3 separate regions of the Homo sapiens genome follow, and regions 1 and 2 are each linked to region 3. Evidence: chromatin contacts called from ENCODE Hi-C or POLR2A ChIA-PET data. All regions are on one chromosome and are shown on one strand. The core of a region is the stretch at or near the end of the contact, and the rest is flanking DNA. Distances in the headings are between cores, read along the strand shown. Region 1 holds the start of ADCYAP1 (adenylate cyclase activating polypeptide 1). Region 2 overlaps LOC107985165 (a long non-coding RNA gene). Region 3 overlaps LOC107985165 (a long non-coding RNA gene).

The links. Hi-C counts contacts between places; a loop is a spot of excess contacts on that map. ChIA-PET counts read pairs that join two places held with the same protein, here RNA polymerase II (POLR2A). Pooled maps may share reads with other maps.
Region 1: a map of ascending aorta shows a loop between it and region 3 (2.6-fold over the local background). The contact joins the promoter of ADCYAP1 here to the enhancer-like site in region 3. A Hi-C loop is called at or near these places in 12 of 168 maps with a recorded cell type or tissue (Caco-2, Calu3, HepG2 and 9 more) and 13 of 50 pooled maps. POLR2A ChIA-PET finds 5 or more read pairs at or near these places in 1 of 52 experiments (activated T-cell).
Region 2: a map of heart right ventricle shows a loop between it and region 3 (2.2-fold over the local background). The contact joins two enhancer-like sites. A Hi-C loop is called at or near these places in 1 of 168 maps with a recorded cell type or tissue (heart right ventricle) and 1 of 50 pooled maps. POLR2A ChIA-PET finds 5 or more read pairs at or near these places in 2 of 52 experiments (PC-9 and Panc1).

The regions. Positions count from the first base shown.
Region 1 is chr18:903,443-906,142 of GRCh38, reverse strand. ADCYAP1 (adenylate cyclase activating polypeptide 1) reads right to left here and starts at 1,272. Exons shown (of 5, transcript NM_001099733.2): 1 at 1,083-1,272; 2 at 647-757. The coding sequence starts at 756. LOC124904340 (a long non-coding RNA gene) reads left to right here. Exons shown (of 2, transcript XR_007066435.1): 1 at 1-1,061; 2 at 1,795-2,700.
Region 2 is chr18:1,014,190-1,016,889 of GRCh38, reverse strand. All of the region lies in intron 1 of LOC107985165 (a long non-coding RNA gene), which reads right to left. Among named protein-coding and RNA genes, the nearest start is that of LINC01904, 88 kb to the right of the region's middle. RefSeq lists an enhancer at 1,218-1,779. Within about 2 kb of position 1,416, at least 2 of the 41 ENCODE cell types and tissues checked have a DNase peak (open chromatin) inside an H3K27ac peak, as active enhancers do.
Region 3 is chr18:960,413-963,112 of GRCh38, reverse strand. All of the region lies in intron 1 of LOC107985165 (a long non-coding RNA gene), which reads right to left. Among named protein-coding and RNA genes, the nearest start is that of LINC01904, 34 kb to the right of the region's middle. Within about 2 kb of position 1,348, at least 3 of the 41 ENCODE cell types and tissues checked have a DNase peak (open chromatin) inside an H3K27ac peak, as active enhancers do; they include ascending aorta, where a contact is called at or near this core.

The sequences.
Region 1 (2,700 bases), core at 23-2,522, 57 kb after region 3:
CTTCGCAGTCTCGTCCTTGTTCTTCCCTCTCTTAAGTCGCTTTTCCTCAATCACACCGGGCCAACACCCTCCCCACCGCACGCCCCCCAAGACAGCCTGGGATTCAAAATGCAGTTGGAACACGGATCACTTGAAAGAAAGCTCTTCAGGGGAAAGAATTGGAATGAAATGAAAAGAAAGGGTGGAGGAGAGAGAGAGACCCCACCCGGATAGTCCAGAACAAGCAGTAACAAAGCAAAGTCCGAGGGAGCTTCACGCTCAACCCCCGGCCAGGCTCCAGAGCTGAAGTTCTCCTAACTCGTCCCAAGAATAGGTAAAAGAAACCAAGCTAGGGGCCGTGCCCTGCCCCCATCCTGTGGGCCGGGTTGGGGGAGGGGGGGTTCTCCAGCGGCCAGAAGCTCACTGGCTCTACCCGGGACCCTGAGCTGCCTAGGGCTGGGGGAGGCGTCCGAGCAGTCGCGGAGCCTGCCAGACCCTCGGCTAGAATGGGGACCCGCTGTCCAGCCGAGGCTGGCGGAGGCGCACCGGGGGCGCAGAGGGCGATGCTAGTAGTCTGGACCCAAAGGACTGCAGGAAGGAGACCGTGAGGAAGCGTCTGTGCCTGGGAAGCCCCAGCTCCTGCTTGGGCCAGGCAGCCAGCACCTACCTGATCCCGGGGAACCGGAGTCCGGCGGCGGCAGGTGAGCTGTAGACGCTGCTGTGCATGATTATCCCATAGACCAGCAGGGCCAGCCTCGCTCCGCTACACATGGTCATTCTGCGCAGGATGGGAAAGAGGACACACAGCTGTGAGAACGCCCCTGGCCTCCCACCCTCCAACCCCAAAAAGCTCTGGAAGCCGGGGGAGGGACGGAGCGAAGCCCCGGCTCCCTGAGTTGAACAGCACTTGGCGACAGCCGGTGCGCGCCCTGCCACTTCTTGCTTGCTATAGTTAGAAAAAAATATATATATATGCATCTACCCGGCGCCCAATAACTAGCCAGACCCGGCTGAAGGAAAGCTAACTCCCCTGACGCGATGCCAAGCGAAAGAATCAGCAGTCGAGTGAGCCGGTCGCTTTGGTAAGATTTTCCCTCCCTTACCCTTCAACTCCTCCCGCTGCCAGGAGAGCTGCCAGGTAGGACGGCGGGCAAAGCGCTTCTTCAAGTTCCTGCGCTGGAGTCACCACCCGAGAGGCATCGCCGTCTGGCGTTGGTGTCTGAGCAGAAGCCGCAGGAACCAGCGGGAGCAGCAGGAGGAGCTGCGGGACTCGTTTGCCGAGGCTCGTGTTCTGCTCAAAAGTTTGTAGACGCGCAGAACCAGGAGGGAGCGTGACACGGAGAGAAGGGGGCGCAGAGAGAGAGGCAGAAGAAAGAAAGAGGGGGCGATGAGGTGAAGCGCGGAGGAGCAAGGTGGCCGTAAGTCCACCCGGAGGAAGAAGCAGGCGATTAAGGGAAAGAGGGAAAGTCAGAAAAGAAGGGGAGGAAGGCAAGGGAGAGGGCGGGCGGCTAGCCCGCCTTTGTAGGAGCCGCGGGCCAGGCAGCCGCGAGGGTCGGCGGCGCCTTCTCTGCTCCGAGGTCTCTCCGGCTGCCTCTGAAGCTGCGGCTTCTGCTGCTGCTACCGCTGGTTACAGAGGTGACCGGCCTTCTGCTCCTATTTATCTGTGCAGTTCGCAAAAATCTATCCGAACATGGTTTTTGGAGAGCCCTCTTTGTCAACATCTGCCTGCCTGTTGCCTTTAAGTACAGAATATTTTGTTGCACTGTTGCGCTCCGATTTTTATTCATGAAATGACTTCCTTTTTTTTTTTCTCAGTCACGTAATGATCGGGTATCAGAAAAAGACGTCAGCATCCTAGTCCCTCAAGGAACATATTAACTATTCTGTGCTGTCCTCTTGGATGATAAGATCCGGAGTCATCGACTTCTCATAAACACCTTTCACTCATACAATCCAATTTTTAAGAAGTCCAATTGTTTTGATGGTTTTCAATTTCACCCGTTTCTCAAGGACAGGTAAAGAATTTTTAGAATTTTGAGGATGACAAAAGTTATGTTTTTAACTATATAATTACGATTTCTCTTTACTTTTTCATCAAGCCTCACCAATCAGAGCTCTGGTCTCTGGAATTAAGCATCATCAAGCTCTCCTATTAATAAATTTAATTTAGATCTCCTAATTTCTTGCGTATGTTCTTTCAGATAGACCATTAAATGTGGAAGTCGTTTTGTTTTTAAAGGGAAGTCTTGGAGGATTTTCAGTAAATCTCTCCTGAGTCTGGCTGCCGTTGACAGTAGGGCTATGAGTAGATTGATGAGAGCTCATGCTGCCTCCGGAGCGCGGCCTGCGGAGCTGTCCAGACTCCGGGTGCTGAAGTGTAGGGTAACAGATGCTACAAACGTTGAAAATTGCCACCGGTTTAATTTTTCACCAGAGCCTCTAAATTTGAAGATTTGGCAGTAGTGCTATTAACGTGGCGATTCATCGCCTAAATCACCCCCACCGTTCAGATACATCCTTTCCCTCTTGTAGCGTCCATAAATGCCCTAATGCTGAGAATGCTCCCCATCCCTGCCTGGATTTGAGGAAAAAGCATTCTGTCCCCCGTTAGTCCTGGCTTTTGGATTTCTAGACCGGCTGTTTGGCTACTTTCACACCTTCTGTGGCTCTTACAGATTTTAAAAATTGATGTTGTGAAATTGTGTTTTCCACAAGAAGTGA
Region 2 (2,700 bases), core at 167-2,666, 54 kb before region 3:
AGATTTCTACTTTCTCCTCTCTATGATACTTTCCAAACTATGGTTTTAGTCTTAATCTCTCTCCAAAACTACAAATCTACATGCCCACAGGAAGTCTCCACCTGTTTTGTATACTACAAAGACAGGCTCCAATTTAGCATCCACAAACCATCTCCTTCTGATCTCATTTCTATTAATGAGATCAGACCTTTTTTTATATTAGTCTGTGGTTTTCTCTATCATAACATGTTCTATTTGTGATTTTCTGCCTAACTTCCATGCATACCTCTGGACTATCTTCAGGGTAAATAATGTTTTATCTACACTCCTAGAAATTTCTTCCCTGTATCCCTAAGTATTATTATTTAATAATATGGAATGATGGATGAATATATAGATTAATTATCTCATGGCACTTATTTCTTACTACAACTATAGGGCTAGCACATTCAAGTTCAAAAATGAATGTGAAAATTCATATTGGTATTGTTATGAACAAATGAATAGCAGTTGGTAAAATTTGAATCTGGACTAATAATTGAAAATAGTATTATCTTAATGTCAATTAACCTCACTAAATTTTATTACAGTTATGTGTTAGAATGATATGTGGTTATACTGTCAGAATGTCCTTGTTCTTAGGAACTGTGTCCTAAAGTATCTAGGAGTGAAAATATTAAGAAAGCTAGAAGTCACATGGTAGTTGTCATTATTGTTGATGTTGGAAATAGTGACTTTATTTTTAAAATTAAACTGTTAAATGTGCTAAATTCAGATCTTGTAGGATCCAGTCTTGTGCTAAACCAGGACAATTCTGGAACCTAATTAAGCCTCTTACTCCTAAAGGAGTTCTGTCGTGCCTAATCTCATATCCTTCTAATATAATAAATACCTGGCATCCCCACAACAGAAATAATCAGGAATTCAGTGGGCGTTGGAGTGGTTAAATGCAATAATAAAACAAAAGTCTGCTTACACAGCCTACACCACATCATACATTTTTATTAAGCAAATGCCTGCTTTACCTACCAGGACTTTGGTCAAATCTATTAAGAAATGTGAAAACCTGTAAGTTGATAAATTCAGCTTCAGAAAATCATGGCCTGGACCTGCAAATTCCATTAAAAATTTTTTTAAAAATCTACAGACAAGAACAACTTTGCTCCTTCAAATGGGTTTCAGATATTCTCCTCTCAAATCTCTGCCATGTATCACCTGAGAACTTGGAAAGAAATGTATGTCCTGAGCTTTCATCTCTTCTAGGAGAGAGATACAGAAGCAAAGAAAGAGAAAAGAAGACAGAAACAGAGAAACAGATACAGAAAGAGGTAGAGACAGAAGCAGAAAGAAAAGGAGACAAGAAGAGAGAAAGAGAGACACACAGAGACAAGGGATAATAAGAGAAAGGCACAGGCAGAGAGAGAGAGACAGGAACAGAGACAGAGAGATATGCCCCACCCCCATGGCCTCAAAGGCTTCCAACACTAAAAGGAACCTTAATGACCACTCTGCCAGAAGTGTTTCAGACTACATTACAGAAATTCCTAGGATTCTTGGCAGCCCTGAAGGACCATTTTCAGAATAAAAGTTTAACTTGACCATTCCTTCCACCAGAACTGCCTTCTGCTTATATACTGGGGCTTATATATGTTATCTGCTTATATATTGGGGCTCTGAGTACTATTTCATTTAATGAAATAGGTTCAATCACATCATGATGCATATGACAAAACTGAGACCAGAAAGGTTCAGTGACTTGTTGAGGATCACACAGCATCAGAGTGAAGACTGAAACCCAGCTAACAGAGCCTCAACCTTTCAGTGCCCTTTCCACATCTGCAGTGAGTCCATTGCAAACCTCACTGTACATGTAAGTGATGAGCTTAATTCAAGCACAGATTCTTGTGCCTCAGTCCAGGCAATTCTAATTCAGTGGGTCTGAGATGGAGCCTGAAAATCTTTTACCTGGTATTCTGGGTGATTCTGATTCAGCCAGTCACAGGCCAACATTTAGGAACCACTGTGGCCTCTATTCATGCATGCATTAAATCTTGCAACAAACGCAATTTATATTTAATCAATGCTGAGCACAGGGCTCAGCATCCTGCTACCAGGTTCCTGCTATCAGCTGGTTCAGGAGTTTAGAAGGCTTAAAAGTTAATTTAGCACCAACGAGAGAAGTGATTTATAGCCTGAGTGTATGTGTATTTGCTCCCTAGGGACGGCTCTCAGAGGCTGGGGAAACAACACATCCGCCTTGGCCCTAAGGCCTCTTCCAGATGGCTCCTAAATGAGCCGGAGGAATCAGCAGCAGCTTTTCAGAATCCTACTTACCTATCCAAATGGTCTAAGCAAAACGAGAACTTTTAAGGAATCTTAGAAATAAGAAAAACTTTCCTGAGTGCAGGAGACAAAGAGTGACACCAACTGCTTCCCTCTGCTTCTCACTGCTCCATGGCAGAAGCTCTCAGGGAGAGATGTAGCTGGTCATACATGCAAGGTGGACATCCCCTGCTGGAGATGCCAAACCAGCAGCATGGTCCCTGGTGGGAAGGAGACTGTAGGCAGATGCCCCCGCAGCTGCTCCACCTCACAGCAGGAGGCTTCATCTTATGGTATATCTTCCACTGGGTAAGCACTACTATTGATCACAAATATCAGGGTCCACTCTCATTCCTAGAATGAGACTACTCCTCCCAGCCTCTTTGTGGTTAGGCAGGG
Region 3 (2,700 bases), core at 99-2,598:
CAAGTCAGTTTCTACACTACACAAAGAATTAGAAAAATAACAACAATACAAACACACAGTGGTTTGGTCCTTAACCGTATTCTGAGTACATATGATTTTAATACAATGTGAATTCTAAAATGTGGCCTGGACAGATAGTTTTATTCCTCTTTTACAGATAACAGAGAGCGCAAACAACTTGTTCAAGGTCATTGGACTGAAAGTGACAGAGCCAGGACTCTGTCCCACATGCAAAGACTCCACGCATCATGCCTATGATACTCAGAGAAGAAGGCTATCATTATAAAGACCTATACTTGATGCTAGAAATTCAAGACGAGCCTGGGCAACATAGCAAGGCTCTCATCTCCACAAAAAAGAAAAAAAATTAAAAATAGGCATAGTGAAGCACACTGGTGGTAGTCTTAGCTACTCAGGAGACTAAGGTGGGAGGATCCCCGAGCCAAGGAGTTTGAGGCTGCAGTGAGCTATGCAAATACCACTGCACTCCAACCTGTGCAACAGAGAAAGACCCCGTCTCTAAGAAAAAAAAAAAAATCCAAATCCCAAAAAAACCTAACCAATAATAAAAATCATTTCAGTTTACAACCTTGGTGGATTTTTCTTTCCTTCATATTCTTTTTGGGATATATGATGCTTGTCTTTAATACATACATATTATGTTTGAAGAAAAACTATTTAATATTTATCCCATTTGGATAAACAGTCCAAAATGTTTCCAAAAATAACAATTCATTCTTATTAAAAGCTCTGTGTGGAGTGAACAGCGGTGGCACTTATGTAAACCATTCCTCATTTCGTACTTGGAAATGAAAAGATAGAAGCAGCACAAACTGTCAGATAGAAAATGTTTTTCCAAAATAAGCCCTTCTGAAATGGCTTTTGGAGTAAAATGTCTGAGTACCCCCCACACTTCACATTCTCGGCAGATAAGTCACAAAACTCCCAAGGGGGAAAAAAAAATGTTTTCTTCTCAGTTCCTTCCCCGGGAGAGATTTTAAATGTTGATCGCATTCTCATTAGAGAAATAGCGTTCATTTGAGAAGAAGAGTTTTCTCATCCTGTTCAAAACGATTCGTGCACAACACAAGAGACTGGAGCAACACAATCATCAGATAAAACCATTTTGGTGGTGTCCCTAGCGCCCTGAAGGAAGAAACAAGGGAAAGACAAGATGACAGGACCCTCACGCGGCCGATCACAGAGGGCTGTGCCACAGAGCAGTTGTGCCCTCTGCATCCGGCACAGAGACAGCCAAAGAACGCTTGCTTTCTTTTTTAACTGAAAAGTTAAAAGTTTTTTAACTGAAAAGTTAAAAACAACGAAATTATGCCGGTGACAGTTCCGATGCTAGCCTCCAGGGGTCGCTGTTAAATTTCGTAGCTACTTCAACCAGCAAGTCTCCAAAGAGCCAAGTCAAAAACATTTTTCTCCAGCCAGAGCTTTCATAACCCTTTCCAAATACAGACAACATCTAATGACAGAATATTTTAGGATCTTAATGTTCCTTGACAGGTCTATTATTACTTTCTGAAACAACCTTGAATATCATGGCTTTTTGCAGTTTTCTTTAATTTCAAGGAGCAAAAAGTGATTTTTTTAATACCTCACAATTAAGAAAGTAACATAACCTGCATGACTTATGAGGCTTCCATTAATAATACTTATTGCTTCTTCCCCTAAAATCCTCTACTTCCCATTTCTATACGATTTATAAACACACAGAAAAGGAAGGATAAATTTGAACATGGACAGAAAGGAGGCCCAGAAAACAACTCAATAGGATTATACCCTCTTCATATATGCATGTATACACATATATAATCTATATAAACAGAATCATATATTTAATCATAAATAGAATCATATAATTTTGCATGTATGTATAAATAGAATATATATAATTTATATAAATATATAGAATATTTGTGGACATAAAAATAGAATTATATATCATATAGTCAGTATCCTCACATATGTATGTGGTCAGGCTGTTAAAAATCTCACAATTATTAACAGATATTAATATATTATTTTTAAATTAACAGCGAGTATACAAAAGTAGCAAGATAATTTAATCTCAGTATCACTAATTACCAAGGACACTTAAGCAACCAAAAACTGAGCAGTCATTTTAAACATAAGTGTATTTACATTTATTTCTGGTCCATAACAACTTTTTCCCAACTGTATTCCCTTGTCAAAGAAGTTTTGAAATGCTACAAACCATTCCTCACTTTTGGAAAGGTAAAATGCACAGAGAGAAATCTGTTAAACTTTGTTTATTCAACCTAGCATTTCTCAAACTTATTTGAGCACCAAACATATTCTTCATTGACTACCTTTTAATTTCTCATGCAATGTATTATAATAAACTATAAAAACAGCATTATAAATACAGTTTGGAAAATACTGGCCTAGGGTATTCTTGCTAAGAATATTTAAGAATTTGTGAATACTGTATATAAATATTTATTTTGTTCTTGATTCTCAAAGTTTCTTTTGGGAAATTATTTTATTATCCAGAGAATCTATGTCAGTATATATTGTAATCTAAATTTGTCCGTTTCTTCTCCATGTATCATGCTGTAATGCTATAAAAATTCACACTTGTGTACTAAGCTTTATCAATTCCACATAATGGTAATATTTTATATTCCTCCAAAATAAGCTGGAAGTATACTGCAGGTATTTTGTAAC